Linked DNA regions of Homo sapiens: region 1 is linked to region 2. The links are chromatin contacts, found by Hi-C or POLR2A ChIA-PET in ENCODE. All regions are on one chromosome and are shown on one strand. Each heading gives the region's core, a stretch centred on a gene start or an enhancer-like site at or near the end of the contact. The rest is flanking DNA. Distances are from core to core; before and after follow the strand shown.

The links. A loop is a pair of places that touch in the nucleus more often than their neighbours do. ChIA-PET counts read pairs that join two places held with the same protein, here RNA polymerase II (POLR2A). Pooled maps may share reads with other maps.
Region 1: a loop to region 2 is called in a pooled map, with 8 times the contacts of the local background. The contact joins two enhancer-like sites. A Hi-C loop is called at or near these places in 14 of 37 single-sample maps with no recorded cell type and 6 of 50 pooled maps. POLR2A ChIA-PET finds 5 or more read pairs at or near these places in 1 of 52 experiments (AG04450).

The regions. Positions count from the first base shown.
Region 1 is chr5:1,310,946-1,317,497 of GRCh38, forward strand. No RefSeq gene overlaps it. Among named protein-coding and RNA genes, the nearest start is that of MIR4457, 4.8 kb to the left of the region's middle. RefSeq lists enhancers at 2,083-2,152, 4,971-5,360, 5,651-5,800. Within about 2 kb of position 2,151, at least 3 of the 41 ENCODE cell types and tissues checked have a DNase peak (open chromatin) inside an H3K27ac peak, as active enhancers do.
Region 2 is chr5:954,792-960,766 of GRCh38, forward strand. No RefSeq gene overlaps it. Among named protein-coding and RNA genes, the nearest start is that of LINC02982, 40 kb to the right of the region's middle. RefSeq lists an enhancer at 5,885-5,975. Within about 2 kb of position 4,065, at least 10 of the 41 ENCODE cell types and tissues checked have a DNase peak (open chromatin) inside an H3K27ac peak, as active enhancers do.

The DNA.
Region 1 (6,552 bases), core at 901-3,400, 350 kb after region 2:
CTTGGTGTTTTGAACTAAGAATTGGACAAAATCCACAAAGCAATGAAAAAAAAAAGCACAGATTTATTAAAACAAAAGTACACTCCACAGAGTGGGAGTGGGCTCAAGCAAGTGGCCCAAGAGCCCAGGTACAGAATCTTGGGGGTTTAAATACCCTCTAGAGGTTTCCCATTGGTTACTTGGTGTATGCCCTATGTAAATGAAGTAGTGACCCACAGTTGGTTGGCTTGGTTGTGGGAAGCGAACAATCAGAGGCTGAATTGAAGTTACAGCATTATATTCCCATACAAATGAAGACTTGGCCCACGACCAGTCTGATTGGTTGCAGGAGGGGACTCATCAGAGGTACTTTCAATTTTTCATCTGCCACTCAGAAAAAAGGGGGAGGTATTGCAAAGGGAATAGCTTCTGGTTCTTTGGTAACTTGGGCATGGAAAGTTGGGGTTTTCCTTTTGATTTCGTTCTAGGAAGTCAGCGTGAATCAGCCTTAGGTTCCCTGCCTCCAGACCCTATTCTCCTGCCTCAGTAGGGTGGAAGGAAACAGCTGTATGGAAGCAGCAGGGTTACAGGTCAGGCAGTGTGACAGCCCCAGGACTGCTCCCGTGGGGCAGGGCTCCCCACAGGCGGCGCGCTGAGGGCAGGGCTCCCGAAGTCAATGCGTCCAGGGCAGGGCTCCCCACAGGTGTTGTGACAGCCCCGGGGCTGCTCCTGCCAGGCAGGGCTCCTCATAGGTGGTGTGCTGAGAGCAGCAGCTCAGGGCAGGTCTGCAGTCAGGTTTGTACCCACTTTTAATTACATGTAGACTAAGGGGCGGTTTATGCAGAAATTTCTAGGGAAGGGGTAGTAACCGTTGTGTAGTGGGGTCATTGCCATGGAAGTGGGTGGTAACGCCTGGGGGTTGCCACGGCAATGGTAAACACTGGTGGGTGTGTCTCATGGAAAGCCGCTTCCGCCCTGGCTGTGTTTCAGCTAGTCCTCAATTGGGTCTGGGGTCCAAGTCCCACCTCTGATCTCATAAGAAGTTGTTACGGATTGTACTGTGTCCTCCCCAAAATCTACGTGTTAAAGTCCTAACCCCCAGAACTTCAGAATGTGCCCTTATTTGGAAATAGAATATTTGCACGTGTGATTAGTTAAGATGGGGTCATTAGGGTGGCCCTAAGCCAGTGACTGGTGTCCTTATAAGAAGGAGAAATCTGGACACAGAGACAGACGGGCATCAAGGGAAGATGATGTGAGGACACAGGGAGAAGACGGCCATGTACAAGCCAAGGAGAGGCTGACACAGAGCATCCCTCGCAGCCTCAGAGGGAGCCAGTCCTGCCCACACCTGATCTGGGACCGTGGCCTCCAGAACTGAGTTGGCCAATGTCTGCTATTGAAGCTGCCAGCCACAGTGCTTTGTTGTGGCCGCCCCCACAAGCTCACACAGGGGTGGAGAAGCAGACGTTGCCACAGGTGTCACGTAAATCAAGACAGTGCTATGCCAATGTCATGCCAAGGCAGTTGATATTTGGGCCAGGCGCAGTGGTGCACACCTGTAGTCCTAGCACTTTGGGAGGCCGAGGTGGGTGGTGGATTGCTTGAGCCCAGGAGTTTGAGATTAGCCTAAGCAACATGGCAAGACCCCATTGCTACAAAAAAATACAAAAATTGGCTGGGCATGGTGGCTCAGGCCTGTAATCCCAGCAATTTGGGGAGCTGAGGTGGACAGATCAATTGAGGTCAGGAGTTCAAGACCACCCTGGCCAATATGGTGAAACCGCCTCTACTAAAAATACAAAAATTAGCCAGGTGTGCCTGTAGTCCCAGCTACTCAGGAGGCTGAGGTGGGAGGATCGCCTGTGCCCAGGGAGGTTGAGACTGCAGTGAGCTGAGATTGCACCACTGCACTCCAGCCTGGACAACAGAGTTAGACCTTGTCTTGAAAAAAAAAAAAAAGACAGTTGTCATTTTAGGTCAAACGGACAAATTCTTTAAACAAAATATAATAAAACATCAAGGGGAAATAGAAAATCTGCATGGTATTATTATCACAGAAGTTACAAAAATTAAAACAGTAGTGAAAAAAATATCCCACAAAGGAAACCGCAGACTTAGGCGGTTTCATCAGTTGCATCCACAAATGCCTTAGGGGATGATTTTAGACAACAGACAGGAGGAAATGGTCTCAGCCTCACCGTCCGTGGCCACGGCAGCTTCAGTGAGCCAGCCCTGCACAATCAGCTCTGCAAGGTGTGATTGGAGGGAACAGGAAACAGAAAACACAAAGAGAAGCCACCCAGAGGGTTGGTGAGGATACAAAGGGTTTTCAACGCCGCTAGTCAGCAGGGAAATGCACATTTAAACCGCGAAAAGGCTCCACTACACACCCACCAGAGTGGCTAAAATTAGACAGCAGCATTGTGTGCTGGAGAAGGGGTGATGCCATGGGGCTCACATGCCACAGTGCACAGCCAGAGTGGCACAGACCCCTTAGAACACGGGTGACATGTACTGGAGCTCAGCACACATGCACCACAACAGCCATGTCCCCCCTGGGTCTGTGCCCAAAGGCAGGCACAGCCACGTGCATGATTTGATCCGTAACGGCCCCGGTTCGTGCCATGGAATGCCACATGGAAGAAAGTCACAATGAGCACCGCTTGCGACAACACAGATGGACGCCAGACAGAGCCCAGCCCGAGAACCTGGGTACCAGAGCTCCCAGCATGACTGTTCATGTGTGGGACTTGGACCCGGTGACCCATGGGCTGGGTTCACCCGCCTGGTTTCCACTGAGAGGGCCCCGTGGGGCCGGGGTCTGTCTGTAGCCTGACTCGGGTGCTTGGTGCTGGAGTCTGGAAGCATGCAGGGCTTGTTGAGCTGCACGGGGTGCATCTGCCATGACACTGTGTGGAAATTGTATAGCAACAAGTTTTTTAAAAGTGCCTGCCGGCCTGGTGCAGCAACTCATGCCTGTAATCCCAGCACGTTGGGAGGCCAAGGCGGGCAGATCACGTGAGGTCAGGAGTTCAATACCAGCCTGGCAACATAGTGAAACCCCATCTCTACTAAAAATACAAAAATGAGCCGGGCGTGGTGGCAGATGTCTGTAACCCCAGCTACTCGAGAGGCTGAGGCAGGAGAATCGCTTGAACCCGGGTGGCAGAGGTTGCAGTGCCAGCCTGGGTGACAGAACGAGACTCCGTCTCAAAAAAAAAAAAAAAAAAAAAGTGTCTGCCTCTCAGTGCACCAGCTGAGTCCAGCCAGCAGGACAGAAGCCACTGGGACATCACACTGAAGGTTCAACAAGGGAAATGGCAGGATGAGGGGGAGGTGGGCATGTCCCCCCAGACATCCCGGTTCAGCCCCAGAACCGCGGATGTGATCCCACGTGCCAGAGTGGACTCGGTGGCCACCATCACACTTGGATCTTGGATGGGAGATGATGCTGGGTAATCGTCTGGGACTGATGTAACCACAGAGGGTCGGGGTGAGAATCAGGGATATGACCACGGAGGCAAAGGTTAGGGTGAGGCGAAGAAGGCCACAAGCCCGGGAATGCAAGGAGCACAGCTCTCGAGGTGGAGAGCACGAGGAACGGAGCACCTGGAGCCCCTGGAGGGCAGGGCCTGCCCACACCCCAGTGGCCGCGCAGGGAGGTCTGGTCTGGACTCCTGGCCTCCAGAACCATCAGAGAACAAATATGCTGCTTGAAGCATGAAAGCTGTGGGGATGGTGGCCGTGGCTGGGGGACACTCAGGCGGTGGCTTTTCTGGGACCAGTGTCTCTGCAGAGGCTGCTGCTCTGAAAGCATGGTGGGCCACAGGGCGCCACACCCCCTTGGGTCCTGTGCCTGCTTCAGGAAAGGGGTAAGCAGTGTGGTATACGCCAAGACCTCCTCCTGGTTTCCCTCCTCCGCATGGATCACTCCTCGAACACAGCCCCTGCTTCGTCAGGGTTCCGTAGCCTCACCTATCGCAGGCTGCACCCCATCCTTCCTCCAGACCCCTGGCCTGTGGGGCTTACCGGGGCCGAGGCCAACAGACTGATCTCGTTGCCAAAGACCCAACAGCCACCAAACTGGCTTCAACAGGGCTATGTGTGGCAGGTACTTCACAGGGGGACGTGTTCTCATTTTCCTTGGCTTTCTAATAAACTCTGGTCTAAAGAAAATCTCTTCTATAAAATGAGTGGCCAGTGCCAAGGGGTAGAGACAGAAGCTCCTTCTGGACACTGGCTGCTCCAGTAGAGCCCATCCTGCCCAGGTACGGAGCCCACCAGCTGCGATCAGGACACTGCAGTTCCACCGTGGGGGACCCCGGGCCCTCACCTTGTCAGTCCTCTGTTTCAGCTTCGAGGGCTTTGACACAGTCTAAAATCCACAGGTACTTAGCGCATTTCTAAGTCCCACCTCATGATCAATCATAAGACAGGGCTTTGATGGTATGCAGAAATATCAATGAAATCCAAGAGGAAAACAGAACTAAACTCATCGGGATGAATGACAGATAAACCCTTTAAGCATGTTTCAAGTCGCCCAGGTGGAGCCTCTGTTGGTCAGTGAAGCTTCAGGGTTCCCATGAGATGGATCTGCATGAGGCTCAGTCCTCTCTTGAAACACTGCCCATTTGCAGGAGCGCCGGCCCACAGGGCAGAAGTCAGACTGTCAGAGCAAGTGCCGGTCCTGAAGCTGGAAGGACTTTCAAGGCTCATTCCCCAAACTCATTTTTTTTTAAACCTCTGCTCATCTTAAAGAAAGGAGAGGCAGGCGCCCCAGAAACCTCTCAGGAGTAACTGACACACGTGACTTGCGGTGTCTTCAAAGGAACACTCTGCAACTTGCTACTGTTTAAACAGAGCAAGACTAACAGTCACCAGCAGCTGGTTCACGCATTAAGGCCCTTTGCAGGTGAAAGAAAACGGCACTGGAGGGCCGACTGCAGAAGCAGACGCAGTGCACGGTGGACATCTGCCCCTTTTGGGGGCCTGCCACGGTGCTTCCTGAAAACTCAGGTTAAGCTGACTCTGCTGTCAGGCTGATGAGGCGCCTGCACCCACCTTTGCTCAGCACGCCAGCCCAAATGGAAGAGCAGGTGCTATGACAAAAATCAGTTCTTGTAGCAACTATTTTTGATACTGAAACTGAAAAGCGAGAGCAGCAAAGCTATCCACGGAGCTCCTGACAGTTAGGCCCGGCTTTGGCTGCTGATGCAGGGGCCGAATGACGCTATTTCTGCAGCAGCCGGCCGCAGGCGCTGACCCACCGCGGGATGTGCCCCAGGAGGCAGAAGAAACGCTGGGAACCGCACCTAACCTTGCCAGCATCCCCCAGGCAAAGCCAGGCACTTTGAGTTCATCGGTGGAGTTGGGCGATACTCCTTTCCCGTTTGTGTGCTTAGCTGCTGCCAACAGGATGTGCTGGGTGAAGCCTTACAGAACACAGCCAGTTGTGTTTTATAAAGCAAGGCTCCCCTCCCCCAAAGACAAATAAAACCACAGGTGTGGAAGGGACACCCTCCACCGCACCCCGCCCTAGTAATCTGACACCGCAGGCAAAGGCACGGCCTGTGTGGGTAAGATCCATTGTAAACGTTTAAAACTTCCTGTTCCCTGATGCCTCAACTTCCCCGCAGACCGACGCACCTGTGATGGGCAGGGCCGTGTGACCTCGTGACCTTCACATACACCAATGAAGACCCTCACGCCTTCTGCTGTCTTTCCCCCACTGCTGACTTGCCTGCGGGCCCCCACTATCTGCCCTGCCTCTGGAGCCGCCTCCCGTGTGCCCCCCCAGGCCCCTTAAGGTGCTGTGCGTCCCATCTGGAACCGGCAGTTCACCCGCTCTCCCAGCCACCCTTCCAGACCCCACTTACAACACACGACTAAGTAACACAGTACAGGCCGTGTATTCGTATTTGTTTTCCTGTGCCAACTCATCTGGTATCTTCGTATTTTAATGAATAAAACTGAAAGATGACAACTTGAAGCCCCAGTGCATTCCTCTCAAATCGAGTGAAGTTTACAACACCTTAATTATAAAAGATTTATCTGATCCAGAAGAAAGCAGAGTGTACAGAAACTTCACTGTCATCTGCGAATGGACTGAGAGCATCTGGATTTGGTTCTCAGCCTGAATGAGCATCCTGGAATGGTGTGTCTCGTCCATTTACGTGGAGACACATGGAACAGGCCTGCAGGCTTGGGGCTCTGAGCAGGGCTCCCAAAGCCCCTCAGCTGCAAGGAAGCCAGGCCCATGAGAGGGGAGCCTGTTCCAGAAACACAAGAGGATGAAAGCTGTTATTGGCAAAGGAGACTTAGAGCAAGGAAATGACCAGGAATAAAAAAAGATTATATATTTAGAGGCCAGGTGTGGTGGCTCATGCCTGTACTCCCAGCACTTCAAAAGGCCAAGGCGGGTGATCACTTGAGATCAGGAGTTCGAGACCAGCCTGGACAACATGGCAAAACCACATCTCTACTAAAAATATTAATACAAAAAAGCTGGATGTGGTGGTGCACACTTGTAGTCGCAGCTACTCAGGAGGCTGAGGCAAGAAGATTGTGTGA
Region 2 (5,975 bases), core at 2,815-5,314:
TGTTTTTGAGACGGAGTCTCGCTCTGTCACCCAGGCTAGAGTGCAGTGGCGCAATCTCGGCTCACTGCAAGCTCTGCCTCCCGGGTTCACGCCATTCTCCTGCCTCAGCCCCCTGTGTAGCTGGGACTACAGGTGCCTGCCACCACGCCCGACTAATTTTTTGGATTTTTAGTAGAGACAGGGTTTCACTGTGTTAGCCAGGATGGTCTTGATCTCCTGACCTCATGATCTGCCCGCCTCGGCTTCCCAAAGTGCTGAGATTACAGGCGTGAGCCACCGTGCCTGGCTGCTACTTTTTATTATATCTAATAATATACATGTAAATCCTTTTAAATTTCTATGTTTATCTCTTGTTTCTTATCTGTGTTATTTTCTTTTCATTTTGTTCATTTTCTCCCTAACTCTTATAACTATACTGCTGTAGTCGTTATCGAGCTCCCTCGACAACCACGTTAATTCCTCAGGAGGGCCTCACCTCTTAACATGTCTGCCTCCACTCTGCACCTCATCTGGAAAATGGCAATTAAGTTTCAACATGAGTTTTGGGAGAGACATTCTAACCACAGCAAATACCATTTGTGAAGAACGTTTCTCTTTTATTCCAGATATTGTTTCATTATCCTCTGTGAGTGTCTCTCTCTCTGTCTTTGTCTCTCTCTGTCTCTGTCTCTCTGTTTTCCTATGTCTCTGTCTCTGCTTCTGTCTGTCTTTCTCTGTCTCTCTGTTTCTCTATGTCTCTCTCTCTGTTTCTCTGTATTTCTCTGTCTCTGTCTGTTTCCCTATGTCTCTGTCTGTTTCTCTCTTTCTGTCTCTCTGTTTCTCTATGTCTTTCTCTCTGTTTCTCTCTGTATTTCTCTGTCTCTGTCTGTTTCCCTATGTCTCTGTCTCTGTTTCTCTCTGTCTTTCTCTCTCTGTTTCTCTATGTCTCTGTTTCTCTCTGTATTTCTCTGTCTGTTTCCCTATGTCTCTGTCTCTGTTTCTCTCTTTCTCTGTTTCTCTATGTCTCTCTCTGTATTTCTCTGTCTGTTTCCCTACGTCTCTGACTTTGCTTCTCTCTGTCTTTGTCTGTCTCTCTGACCCTGTCTCTGTCTCTCAGTCTCTCCCTCCTATGAGTGACAGCCATAGCCTCTCTTAGAATGCTAAATGGAAGCGTTGTTAGAAGGCCTGTCTACTGTGTTCTGGTCTGACGGGGACAGTTTCTCTGTCTCGCCATTTAGTGCCGTACTGTATTTGCTGAAGGTTTTTTGAAGACCCTTTGTCCAGTTAAGGAAATGCCTTTCTATGCTTAGCCTGCTGAGAACCTTTTCATGACTGGCTGTTGAATGTTCCCAGATGCTGTTCTGCATTTGCTAAGGTGGCCACGCGGTTTTCTTCCTGACTTTGCTAGCGTGAGCTCCAGGAAGGCGGGCCTGTCCGTGTTCACCGCTGAGCCCGCCCGGAAGGCACCGTTTACGAAGCACCTTGCACATCCGGCTCCATTCTGCACCCTGGCTTCCTCATCTGGAAAATGGGTCCATCTCGGTGATCTGGGCTGGAGACCTCGGACTCAGGGCAGTGCCAGCTGGGCCCCAAGTGGAGGTGACAGCTGGGGACCAGAAGGGGCTACCGCATAGCCGGGGAGTGAGGGGCTGGTGCTGGCCAAGGCGCCTCTGACTGACCTCTGCTCTCTCGCCAAGTACCCAGGAGATGTCCCAGAAAGAACGGCAGCTCCACTGAGATCTTGAACCTCAGAGACCCCCTCCCAGGGCTCTGACACGCGGCGTCCACGGGGTCTTCAACTCACCCGTGAAGACCCGGCACCCTCTGAGGGCAACTCCACCCCACCTTGCAGTCCCACAGCAGCTGAAGCCCAGCAGGGCTGGGGGCTGAAGACCCTCCAGCATGGCTCAGGACCTCGGAAGGGCCAGGGGAGGCGGGCTTCCTGCAGGAGATGCCGGCACTCCCCAAAGGACTCTTCAGGGTTGGGGGCGGACGTGAAGGGAGGAAACCCACTCACCCTACTTGAATTCTGAACACGCACATGGATCTCGGTTCCACCTCCCTTTACAGTCTATTTAGGTCCTGCTCCACCTTGGAGTTCTGATGCCCATGAGTGGGGCAGAAATTCCCAGCATCATGGCAGGGAAAGTCGGTGGGGCTCAAAGCTCCAGCCAAGAATGGCTCTGCATCTGCCTGGTTCTCTCTTCAATCGGGGCTTCTGTGGCCAGGACACTGGCATTTCATAAATAATTACACATTCCTTAAACTCTCACAAAGCCAAGAGGAAACAAAACCGCAATGCTGAGATTCCTGGAATGTTTTCCAGTTATCTGGGCCAAGCAGAGGCCCAGTGGGGGCTGTGCAGCGCGCTTAGCCTGGGACTGGGCCGTAGTCCCCTTTCTTGTGGCATTTTAGCTAAAAGACCTGAAAGGAAAATGAAAGGCGCTTTATGACTGTGGTGTTCGTCAGGGTCCCCAGACAATGGGGGAAGCCCATCCAATCCTCAGAGCTGGCTCGGGGCAGCCCCATGGATCTGTGCCCTGGGACTGACCTCGGGGCCAAGAGAACCCTCAAAGGCTGAGGTCACCCCGCCAGGGTCGGTTTAGGTGTGGCGCCTCCTCTGGACGCCCCTGGGATTGCCTGCGCGCCCGGCCCGGAGCTCCTGTTCCAAGCAGGGAGCATCCCTGGACCGTGCCCTCGTTCCTTTGAGGTTTTCTGTGGCACGCACCACAGTTTAATGCGACTCACCCCAGCCATGCTGGGGCTGGTTTCCTGTTACAAACACAGGCTTAGTTTTAAGATCAAACAACTGTTTGGGTTGTGGTCTGACCTCGCAGGGGATGTGGCTCAGGGCCTGGTGCAGCCTGGCCAAGGGGTGACGTCCGGTCATGCTGGCTTCATTCCCTGAGCACCGCAGCCTTCTCTGTGTCCCCTGTCCCTGCCCACCTGGCCTCCTCAAGCGTCTGTCCAGCCCAGCCCAGGTTGCGCTCAGCAGTGGCTCACTGGCCCCTCTGCCATCCTTGCCACCGATGCCCAGCCTTATTTATTTGGGGTATTTCTGGGCCATTCCACCCACTCCTCTTGAGGGCACCCAGCGTGTCCCTTGCCCTGTGTGGTCGGCGCCCATCTCTGAAGTGCGGGAAGCAGGAAGCAAGGCCTGCTGATGGGAAGGACCCACGGCTCTGGCTAGAATGGCTTTGGCCCTAAGCCAAAGCTGAGGGTGTGGGGAAGCAGGAAATCCAGTGTGGAAGCCATTTTGGACGTCAAATCAGTGGGTCAGGGACTGCTCACACAGGGTCGTCTTCTTGTGACTTTTCAGGGACTTGCTTTTACCCCCCTTCTCTGGTGAGCTTTCTAGACAAGGCTGCGACATGACATTCTCATTCTGTTTGGAGCAGGATGAAGGGTTCGTGCGTAACACTATGAGGCGTGGACGGGGCTGAGAACTGGCGCATGGCTGCCACCTGCTGTGGTGGTGACCACCGGGAGTCTCCCTCGCAGGCTGTCTGGCTCAAAAGGTGACAAAGTTCCAGCCACGGGGCCCCTGCTCAGCCCTGAGGACACCCACACTGGCACAGGGGACACTGCGGCAGTCAGGGAAGGGCACCTCCCCACGCTGGCACAGGGTCTCAGCACAGGGGACACTGCGGCACTCAGGGAAGGGCACCTCCCCACGCTGGCACAGGGTCTCAGCACAGGGGACACTGCGGCACTCAGGGAAGGGCACCTCCCCACGCTGGCACAGGGTCTCAGCGAGAGACTACGGCATTTGGGGAAGGGCCATTTTGTCATTGACTGGAACTTTCTCAAGAAAGCATTTTCCACTTGCGTTTCCATGGAGGTCGGCTTTGCTGGAAACCACAGGACCCTGCCCTCCACCAGACACACAGTGTGCAGAGGCGTGTACCCGAAAAGCAAAGTGCGGCCTCACACGGTTCTTTAATCTGGAGCCGGACTCCTGGGAAACAAACCAAACAGACGCAGGTACGTGCTCAGCTCTGCCGTTGCGGTTTGGTTCAGGACTAGGGCCGTGCAGATGCCTGGCAACAGCCGTGCCTGGGGGAGGATGTGGCGCTGGGAGCCCGCAGGCCGGGAGCAGGCGCCGGGGGAGCTTCGGCGGTTCTGGAGGGACTGGGTGTTCCCGCCAAGGCGTTGCTGGCCAGGGGCACAAAAAACAGCGCGGATGGGAAACGGAGCAGCCGCACTCTGTCCGATGAGTCCACACGTGGGCGGCTGCGTTCAGTGCTCCCTGGCACGGGGACCCCAAGCCGTAAGCCGGACACCACGTTCCCAAAGCCAGGAGGGTCATGACATGTGCGTGCGGTGTCCAAAGGCCAAACCAAGGTTGCGGTCCCTGCCAAGTAGGCAGTGATTCACACCTGGGGAAGCGATGTGATTGGCCTTCTTCTATTCAAATAATGTAAGCATAAGGGACAGAGAACGCCAGTGCTTGCGCTTGACAAATCTCTGGGCATTTTGCCAAGGGCCGAGCTCGGCTCCCCACCCCCAGCCCTGCCCCCCACGTGACAAGGCCCCATCGGCCCCCAAGTCCATCTGAGCTCACACTCACGCAACAGGCAAGCCTCCTTCCAAACGAGTACCCTTTCCAAAGCCCAAGTGGCCACTCCCCCACCATGGGGCTGGGACAGAGATGACCGTAGACCTCAAGCCGCTATGGGGACTTGGGTCACAAGGTGCCGCAATGCCCGGGTGCCCCCTGTGCCTCAGTTTCCCCATGTGGGAAATGACTCCATATTGGCAATGTGAGGCATCGAATATCTGAGACTTGGGCAGCGTCTCGTTGCCAAGTCAGGGCACTGCCAGCCGGGCCCAAATTCAAGGCGACGGCCGAGGCTTGAGGCACCACGGCCCCAGTGGTCAGCGGGGGGTCAGCGGGGGGTCAGCGGGGCAGTCAGCGGGGCCGCCATAAGATGGTGGGGCCGGTGGGGGGTTTCAGAGGCAGCTCTTCCCCTCACACTCCGATGCCGCGGAGAGAGCCCAGGGCTGCAGGTGGGGAAGGGCGTGCCTGCGTCTCCGATGGAGGTGACCTCTGGGGCTCTCCTGCTTGCTGCCCAGGTCGGACGTCCCTCTGCTGGCCCATCTCCTGCGCCACACCCACCATTCCCTTCTCACCCCCTGAAGCTCCCTCGTCCTCACAAAAGCAGCAGGGCCACTTATGCGCCGTCCTGTTTTTCTGGACACCATGACCAGGATGGGACAGGACTCGTGAACCCACACGTGAGATCACACTAAGATCCTAAAGGCTTTGCGCTTCTCCAGAGCGGCTGCTGTCTCATGCACACCCGGCCTGGTGTGCCCGCCCCACCCAGTGTGCCCATCCTGCCCAGTGAGTGTCCCCCCCGTGTGCCTGCCCTGCGTGGTGAGGGCCCCCCTCCCAGTGAGTGTCCCCCGCCCGGTGTGCCTGCCCTGCCCGGTGTGCCTGCCCTCCCGGTGTGCCCTCCCACTGGGTGTGTGCCCGCCTGGTGTGCCCTCCCCACCCCACCCCACCTGGTATGAGCGCCCAGGTCAGCCGGGCTGCAGGATTCTCAGGGAGTCCAGGCAGCCGCCCCAGCCCCTGGCAACCCCTTCTCAGCAGGCTGGACCCAGAGCCTCACAGGGGCGTCCCCAGCACTTCCTGCCCCTGGGGTTCCTCTTCCCTGATTCACCTGAACCCAGACCGCACGTGGCAGACACGTTCCTGCCCAGACCCGGACGCCTCCATCTGCTTGGACCACTGGCTTCCCTCACGCTTTGACCGTCAGAACAGACAGGTGGTTTCTTTTAAACCTGGGCCACCCCGTTTTGCCCTGTAAATGCTGTTATTTTTAAAGCAACTGAATAATGTGATTTTCCTGCTTTGCTTCACGCCAGCCCTGGGCTGCGACTCTGCTGCTGCCTGCCCTTGCCCTGCCACTCCTGCAGAGGCCTCCTCCCCACCCACAACTCACAGTGGCCACATGGGCTGGGCTTCTCACCTCGGCCACCTCCTCCCATGT